Linked DNA regions of Homo sapiens: region 2 is linked to region 1. Evidence: chromatin contacts called from ENCODE Hi-C data. All regions are on one chromosome and are shown on one strand. Each heading gives the region's core, a stretch centred on a gene start or an enhancer-like site at or near the end of the contact. The rest is flanking DNA. Distances are from core to core; before and after follow the strand shown. Region 1 overlaps SMIM35 (small integral membrane protein 35). Region 2 holds the start of MPZL3 (myelin protein zero like 3).

The links. A loop is a pair of places that touch in the nucleus more often than their neighbours do. Pooled maps may share reads with other maps.
Region 2: a loop to region 1 is called in a pooled map, with 4 times the contacts of the local background. The contact joins the promoter of MPZL3 here to the enhancer-like site in region 1. A Hi-C loop is called at or near these places in 4 of 37 single-sample maps with no recorded cell type and 11 of 50 pooled maps.

What each region holds. Positions count from the first base shown.
Region 1 is chr11:118,007,925-118,013,201 of GRCh38, forward strand. The region is part of intron 4 of SMIM35 (small integral membrane protein 35); the gene reads right to left. Among named protein-coding and RNA genes, the nearest start is that of IL10RA, 24 kb to the left of the region's middle. RefSeq lists a silencer at 1,992-2,041 and enhancers at 2,566-2,665, 2,811-3,311. Within about 2 kb of position 3,172, at least 21 of the 41 ENCODE cell types and tissues checked have a DNase peak (open chromatin) inside an H3K27ac peak, as active enhancers do.
Region 2 is chr11:118,251,115-118,253,683 of GRCh38, forward strand. MPZL3 (myelin protein zero like 3) reads right to left here and starts at 1,251. Exons shown (of 6, transcript NM_198275.3): 1 at 1,108-1,251. The coding sequence starts at 1,180. It overlaps MPZL2 (myelin protein zero like 2), which reads right to left. Exons shown (of 6, transcript NM_005797.4): 6 at 2,302-2,569. RefSeq lists enhancers at 571-1,132, 734-783, 1,133-1,693.

The DNA of each region.
Region 1 (5,277 bases), core at 1,922-4,421:
AGTGGCACAATCTCAGCTCTCTGCAACATCTGCCTCCCAGATTCAAGCAATTCCCTTGCCTCAGCCTCCCTAGTAGCTAGGATTATAGGCACGAGCCACCACGCTCGGCTAATTTTTGTAGTTTTAGCAGAGATGGGTTTTCACTATGTTGGCCAGGCTGATCTTGAACTCCTGACCTCAAGTGATCCACCCGCCTTGGCTTCCCAAAGTGCTAGGATTACAGGCGTGAGCCACCGTGCCCGGCCACACCTGTTGTTTTGCTGGCCTGCTGCTACTCTGGGCAGGCAGAACATTTTCACTTCTGGTCTCCAAGTGTGAGAATTCACCAGGCCACTGGCTTCCTGTTTTGTACCAGATCTGTTTAAATATCACGGCTTCTAGATGGTTTTAGATCACTAAGCAGTTTTTAGAAATATAATAATGATCCTCCCATCTGCTCCCACTTTGAGTTTCTCAGACCCCTGGAGCAGAGAGTGGAGCACCAGAGACTCTGGCCTCCTGGCTCCTGGCACCAGGCCCCCTCCAATGCCACTGGCATGGGACAAGACCATTAAGATTTGAAGAAGAACCTAGAGGAGAGAAAAGCTCCCTCTTCACCTGCCAGCCTTGTCACGGTTTTGATCATTCCTTAGGTTATCCTTTAAGATAGAAAAATCGTCATCTGTGTGCTCTCTCTCAGAAATGTAACTGATCATGAGCACAAGGTTGAATGTAGTCAAGGATGGGGAGAGATCAAAAGTTTTGGTTTTCAGAGCACCTAGGATTGCACCAGGGATGAAGCAATGCCCAAGATGTTCTGAAGAGAGATTTCAACACAATTTCCTGAGAAGTTCCTGGCTATGGCCAGAGCCATGCAAAGTACCGTGGAGAACTCAGAAGAGGTTTAAAACCTGATTCTGCCTGCAAGAAATGCCCATCAAATAGGAGAAAGCAAGGTTAATTTCAGGGAGACTGGATGCCCCCATGGTGCCTAGCATAGTTCCTGGCATGTTATGGAAGCAGCGTGAATAAATGAATGCAAAGAAATAATCAATAATAAAGTTATGGGGGCCTGAGACTATCTGTATTTAAAATCAGCAGAGCACAAGATCCATGGGTCTTACAGAAGTCTCCCTGGAGAAGGGAAATTTGAGCTGGCATGAAGAATGGGCAGAATTTGGTGATTTGGAGGTCAAGGAAGTTCTAAAAAAACAAAAGGAAGAAAGAGGAGTGGGTCAGTGGGAAGCTCAGAGCTGAGGATGGGGCCTGGGGAGGACTGGGCTCCTGAGCGCCCTTCTCACCACACAAGGAGACCCCAAAAAGAGATTAGAGACCATCTGGAGGGAGGAGTATGTTCTTGGGGGCCAAGGATGTTAGGATAGCTGCCAGTTTGGACTGAGGCTAGAAGTGGGTGACAAAGGACTATAAAGAAAATAGATTCTTGCTTGGCCTTGAACAAATCACTTCACGGCACTCTGGGCCTCTGTTCCCTCACCTGTGAGGCTGTGAGGATGAAGACGCGCATCATAAGCCTCTGCCCTGCACTGATATGTGCTCAGCAAATGTTAGCGTTTCACCCTACAGGTAAAGTTGGTTGGGAATGGGCCAGACTTGGAACCTGGTCAGACACACGCAGAGTCAAGGAAAGGCTAAGTAATGCTTAGAATCCTAGACCACTAGGGAACTGCAGCCATCACCTTTCAACTGCCATCTCCTAAATTAGAAAGATATATTGACACTTTGTACTTGCATCTTTTAATTGTTTACTGAGCACCTACTATGGACCAGGCTATACGCTAAGAACTGAGAATGCAGACGCTTTAAAAAAAAAAAAAAAAAAAGTAGATGAGGTCTTTGCTCTCCTACAGGTAAGAACCAGGAGAAGCCTTGGAAAAATAGTCCAATCTTTTGATTCCAGATGCTGAAATAGATGTCCAAAGAGGTGGAGTAAGTAGCCCATGACCACACAGCACATCAGGGCAGGGTCAGAACCAGACCTTATACTACATTCAGTTCTCATCCTTACGCCCTGATGTCAGCTACATCCGTGAGGGTGCAGACTCTGCTCAGCTCTGGTGCAGCCAGTAGCCAGTTGTGGAACTTGGGTAAAGCATGCTGCTTTTCTGACCCAAGTGCCCCCATATGTAAAACGGGACCAAGAATAATCCCTGTGTCTCAAGCTTGACATAAGGCTCAAAATGCAGTACCATGCAAGAAAAGGCTTTGTGTTCTGTGGACTGTGAACTGTGCAAACAGTCTCTGCTCCTCCTTTTGATCACTAAGCAGTTTTTAAAAAGATAATAATGATCCTCCCATCTGCTCCTACTTTGAGTTTCTCAGACTCCTGAAGCAGAGAGAGGGGCACCAGAGACACTGCCCTCCTGGCTCCTGGCACCTGGCCCCCTCCAATGCCACTGGCATGGGACGAGATCATTAAGACTTCAAGGAGAACTTAGAGGAGAGAAAAGCTCCCTCTTCGCCTCCCAGCCTCATCATGATTTTGATCAATTTTCTAGGACAAAGCAGCCTTCTGTGGCTACATTGGGTGTCTCTTCTCTACTCGGCAAGTAGTCACTGACCTCCTCCAGCACGCTCCAGTTTTAGGAGTTACTAAAGACCTATGGAACATAACTTTGTTGGCAGAGGGTTCAGCCTGGTTGAGGAACAGCACAAATGGAGGAAATGTGGCCACCTGCAATTCAGATCAAAATGGTTGGTGTCAAGTCTCAAGCCCTGAGCGAAGTCACAGCAAAGACGGACTTGGGCCATCTCACAGAGACTAGATATGGCCAGGAGGGGAGGGGCTGCAGGGACAAGAGGCCACCCAGGCTGGAGAATAGCCCCAGAGAAGGCACCAAAGCGTGGCAGGGGAACCCGGACCAGCCAGCCCTTGGACCCCCAGCCCCCGTGACTGCCTCTGGGCTCTTAGGGCCAGTGGAAAGAAGAACCGTAAAAAGGTAGCGGGAAGGTGTTGGGAGAGGCTCTGGCACTGCTATGATCTGGGTCCCAGCCAGTGCCTGGCTCAGCCAAACCTGTGGCTGGGTTTCCAGGCATCTGCTCCCGAATCGTTTCTAAACAAGCTGGAATCTGCCCTTTAGAGCCCTCAACAGAAACACGCAAAGTCCAGGGGTAAGGCCCAGGCCCCAAGGGTGAAGAAAGCTGTGCTCGCCAGTAGCCTGCGGAAGTAAGGAAAAGAGGGGGAGGCTGAGGGGACAGAGGGTGCGTCAGAGGGCCCTAAAAGAGGAAGTCGCCCAGTATCAGTTCTGCTCCCGAGGATGGGAAATACCCTCCGTGCTCCCAGCCCCGGGCAGCTGTCCCCGTCTCCTCACCTGAAGCCACAGACCTGGGGCCAGGGCCACCTGGGTCCTGGGTCCCATCCTCCCTTTCAAGATTCCCCAAGGCTACTGAGTTCTGAGCACTTCCGGGGGCCTAGGGTGGCCGGGCATGGACTGCAGACCCAGGATCCCTGCTAGGCAGGGTGCGGGTACAGAGTTTTATTGGGGCCGGGCCAGGTGCAGCAGCTGACACCTATAATCCCAGCACTTTGGGAGGCCGAGGCGGGTGGCTCACTTGAGGTTAGGAGTTCGGGACCAGCCTGGCCAACATAGTGAAACCCCATCTGTACTAAAAATATAAAAGTTAGTCGGGCATGATGGCGCACACCTGTAACCCCAGCTACTTGGGAGGCTGAGGCAGGAGGATCCTTTGAACCTGGGAGACGGAGGTTGCAGTGAGCCAAGATCCCGCCACTGCACTCCAGCCTGGGCAACAGGGCAAGACTCCATCTCAAAAAAAGAAAGAAAGAAAGTTTTACTGGGGCCCAAACCTCAGGGGTTAGGAAAGAGGCCCCAGTCCTCAGAATTGAAATCCAAGGAAGGAAGCCGAAGACAACTCATCTCCCCTCCCTGCTATTCCAAGAGGCCTTCAAGGAAGGGAGGGGTCTCAGAACCACTAAGGGGCCTTCCTCACTCCCACTTACTCAGGGGCAGAAGACTCAGTTGAAGACCTCCAAATCCAGAGACTTGGTAATTAAGTCAAAGCCTGGCTATGCTGGGAGAATGGCCTCCAGACCCTGGCAGAAAATGGGGTAAGGGCTGGTGAGGCTCCCCACCTTCCTTCCTCTACAATCTGCTAGAACCCAAAACGAGAAATGAGGCTTTGGGAAAGGGAGCACAGGAAGAGAAATCACACAGCTTCCCTCCTCCTCCCACTTGCTCTATTGGGCTCCTGCATCTGTTGCTGGGCTGCTAGCAGAGAGGCTGGCAGCTGGCTGTTCTAACTGCAGGTTTCAGCAGTGACAGGCTCCCTTCTCTTGCCCTACTCCATCCACAGGAGCCCCGAGGACTCTGCCTCTCTGGTTTGAACAAGTCTGCACTAAGCACCTTCTAAGCTGACGTCCTGTGCACACTCTGCCTCCAGTCCAGCAGGGCACAGACCGGAGAAAGGAGTGATGACTCACGAGGGGAACTGCCCTGCTGTCTACCAAACTACAGTGGATTCCTGGTTTCCCTGGTGCATTATCTGGTTTGTTCAGCCTCGCCTGGGTTCCTCTTCACACTCCCACCATTTCTGGCCCACTTTTGCCACAGGACAGGCTTTGCACAAGAAATGCAGAACACTGTAATGTAGAACTCACCCACTCCCCCGTGCCCAGCCCATTGCAGGAGCCTAGGCGACAAGAACATGTTTCTAGACTGTTCTCAGCACTGCACATCAAAATTGGGAGTTGGCCATGTTTGGGAGGCACTGAGGCCTTGAGCAGTAAGAGAACAGGCCCAGATTGGGGATGGGGCAGGGGGAGGGTTGAAAGTGCTGGAATCAAGTACAGAGGGGGCAGGGCAGAGTCGAGGCCCAGCTCAGTCTTCAGGGAAGTTGGCCTCAGGTGGGAATGTTAAAACCATGTCTGGAATCACCTCTGTATAACTTTGCTTATTGAAGCTATGAGTGGCTTTCTGGCCCCTGGTCAACCCTACAAGGGCAGGTAACTGGAGATACTACATAAAGAAGCTCCCTGCTGGTGTCTGGAGGCCTTGCCCACACTGGACTGCACTGGGCAGGGCTGGTTCTCCAGGACATCTGTGACCCCTCCTACAGGCTCAGGGGCTTCCTGGGATCTAGATTCCTCCTGAGGAATGGTGGCCTCTTTTAGTTCTGAGAGAAAGCCGCTGCTGCCCAGCCAGACTCCATTCCCAGAGGCCTGACTCCCCAGGACTCCCATACCATAGGCTGGTGGCGTATCCAGAGGAGACCCCCTCATTCTCCACAATGAGGGGCCAGGCCAGGCCTTGAAGATCCGAG
Region 2 (2,569 bases), core at 1-2,500, 240 kb after region 1:
GTGTGAAAGAGAGAGAGAGAGGACTGGGTTTATTAGGAGTGACAGTAGGCCAGCCTAAATATCATACTGCAAAGTAATTTAGCTTAAAAACTGGAGACTTATGATGACACAGGCAGCTGGGAGGGATCGGGGGTGTGCTGGCAACATGAATATTAGTCACCAGTTAAAAACTTTCCAGCCTTAACTGCTAAGATTTAGGACATCTGAAGTCTTTATATTAAACTATTTATATTTATATAATATTAAATATCTCTTTCAGAAATCCCCATTACCCTCAAGGAAATTTTATAAATTTAGCAATTCACTCTAATACTAGATATACTAATATTTTATTTCCCAGGAAGACACACATACACAAAATCCAGGAAATAATTGTACCTTAAGATGAAGGTAATTAGGCTGGATTGAAATTTATGCAATTTGAAAATTATATGAAAGCAAAACTCACCTAATTTTAAGATGTGAATGTCAGTGTGAATACCCTACTTCTGATATTACTTAATAAATTTTAACAGAATTTATATGCTCTTTCTTGTATTAAAAAAAGTTATGAAAATGCTAAAGCAGTTACTTTTTCATCGATATGCTTCTCTATAACGAATCACATCACATCCCTTCTGTGACTAGCAAATATTTCATTTTATAGACTACAATAATCACCTACAAAAAATAAAATTACCAACTGTCATGATTTTGTTTCCCAAAACTACTGGGGCAAACTACTGAATGCTAGAACTGTTTTCTTTCTAATCAGGGTATACAGCGCCCAAACGACAGCGGTCAACCACTGATAATAACACCACAAAATAACACCGGGTGCCCCCAAAGCCAGAGCTCTTTGTGGTTCCATCAAGTATGCTATCACCAAACTACAATGACAGGTCACGCAAGGTGAAAAAGCTCCCAAAGCTCAGGAAAGGACTGACAAAATACCAACTATCCTCAACGGGGTGGTGATGACATCGTCCCAACGTCCCGCTCCCTCCCTCCTTCCTTCCCAGAGCTATGCGGGGGCTTTCTGGAGACCCCCCTACCCGGAACCGGAAAAGCGACCATCTTCCCTAACCCCCCGGCCGGAAGTGGAGCGTAGCCAGCCGGAGCACTCACCCTGGAAGAACAGGACGCCCAGCAGAGGGAAGAGAGCGCAGCCACGGCTTCCAGCTGCTCCTCTCTGCTGCATCCCGGCAGCTCTTCAGATGCTTGCACACCTTGTTTACAGCTCCCGGTAACGACACAGGTAACACCGGAAGTGACGTCAGAGCAGGAGGCCGAGAGACAACTTAAATGGCGATCCGAAGTTACCATAGGAACCTGGCTTCTTTCCAGAACCACACCTGGTTTCACTGACCAGAGATTTATTAACTTTCAGGCGGGAGCTAAATGCTCTCTTTTGCTTGAAAATGAAGTAGGCTACGGACTTGGAATAATTACAATTTTGTTTTTATGGAATTCTGCAGAACTAAATAATTTTGATGCTCTGACTGCATGTCAGACATCGTTTTTACGTCTCGAGATTTAGTTGAAGGTTCTCAGAATACACTACTGTAAATTTAGAGTTCAGAAACACCTGGGAGATCATACAGTATAGATAAATATATATTAGGTGCTTGTAGTGATATGTGCCACAAGCCTCATTGGTTGGTGTCCTTTTTAGTGTAAGTATTGCAGCCTCCAAAATTGGGTGTTTATTAAATTACTTTTGGCGGTGGCAATGATGATCAAATCATTACAGCCTGTATTAGAGGAAAAGAGGAACTGGGATTTCTGTGTCTTTGGTTGGAAAAGTAAGAAAGTTATGTTATCACAGTACTTGAAGTGAGATGGCGTCACATACTTCTGAAAAAGAGATGGTACAATAAGTACACTGCTTTAATAATCAGTAAGCCTCTTCCCTGGAAATTGCCACATGTCAATGAAAGCAGGAGGAGAATAAAAGTATGCTTTCGCTTTGGGGAAGAATTAATAAGTTTCCATTTTTCAATTTCCATTCCTTTACTAGACTTGAAAGCCAGTAGTTTTCCCTATTAAAAGTGTAATGCAAAGTACTAAATAGAATCTTTGATACTTTTCTTTGAAAGAGCCCTCAAACTAAGTAGTGTTGTTATGCCCAATTCCCAGCTATCCAAAACAGTGTGAAAATTCTGTGGAAATCCGTATACTTCTGTTTACCCATTAGAAACTAACTGTATCCATTATTGACTTGCAGGTTGTCTCTACTAAGAAAACTTTTTGGTAAAGATTAAATATATATCCATCTGTTTTTCCTGCAATGTAGAACTTCTAGATATGTATATACACAAATTATATAACTGATAATTCTTTATTACTAAAGGTTTATTTACATAGTGTTTAAAGCATAATAAAAAATAAATTACAATACAAAAGTGCTCTTTAGGAAGGAGACACTAAACAACAGGCCCATATTACCCCTTGACTATTTAGCCAAGACATAAGCTACAAATTTTGCCGGAAAAACTGTCCATACATTTTTAACTACTTCTTCATTATTCTTATGGACCATCATCCAGGACATCTGTTTGAAGAAATATCCAGTTATAATATTTTCAAA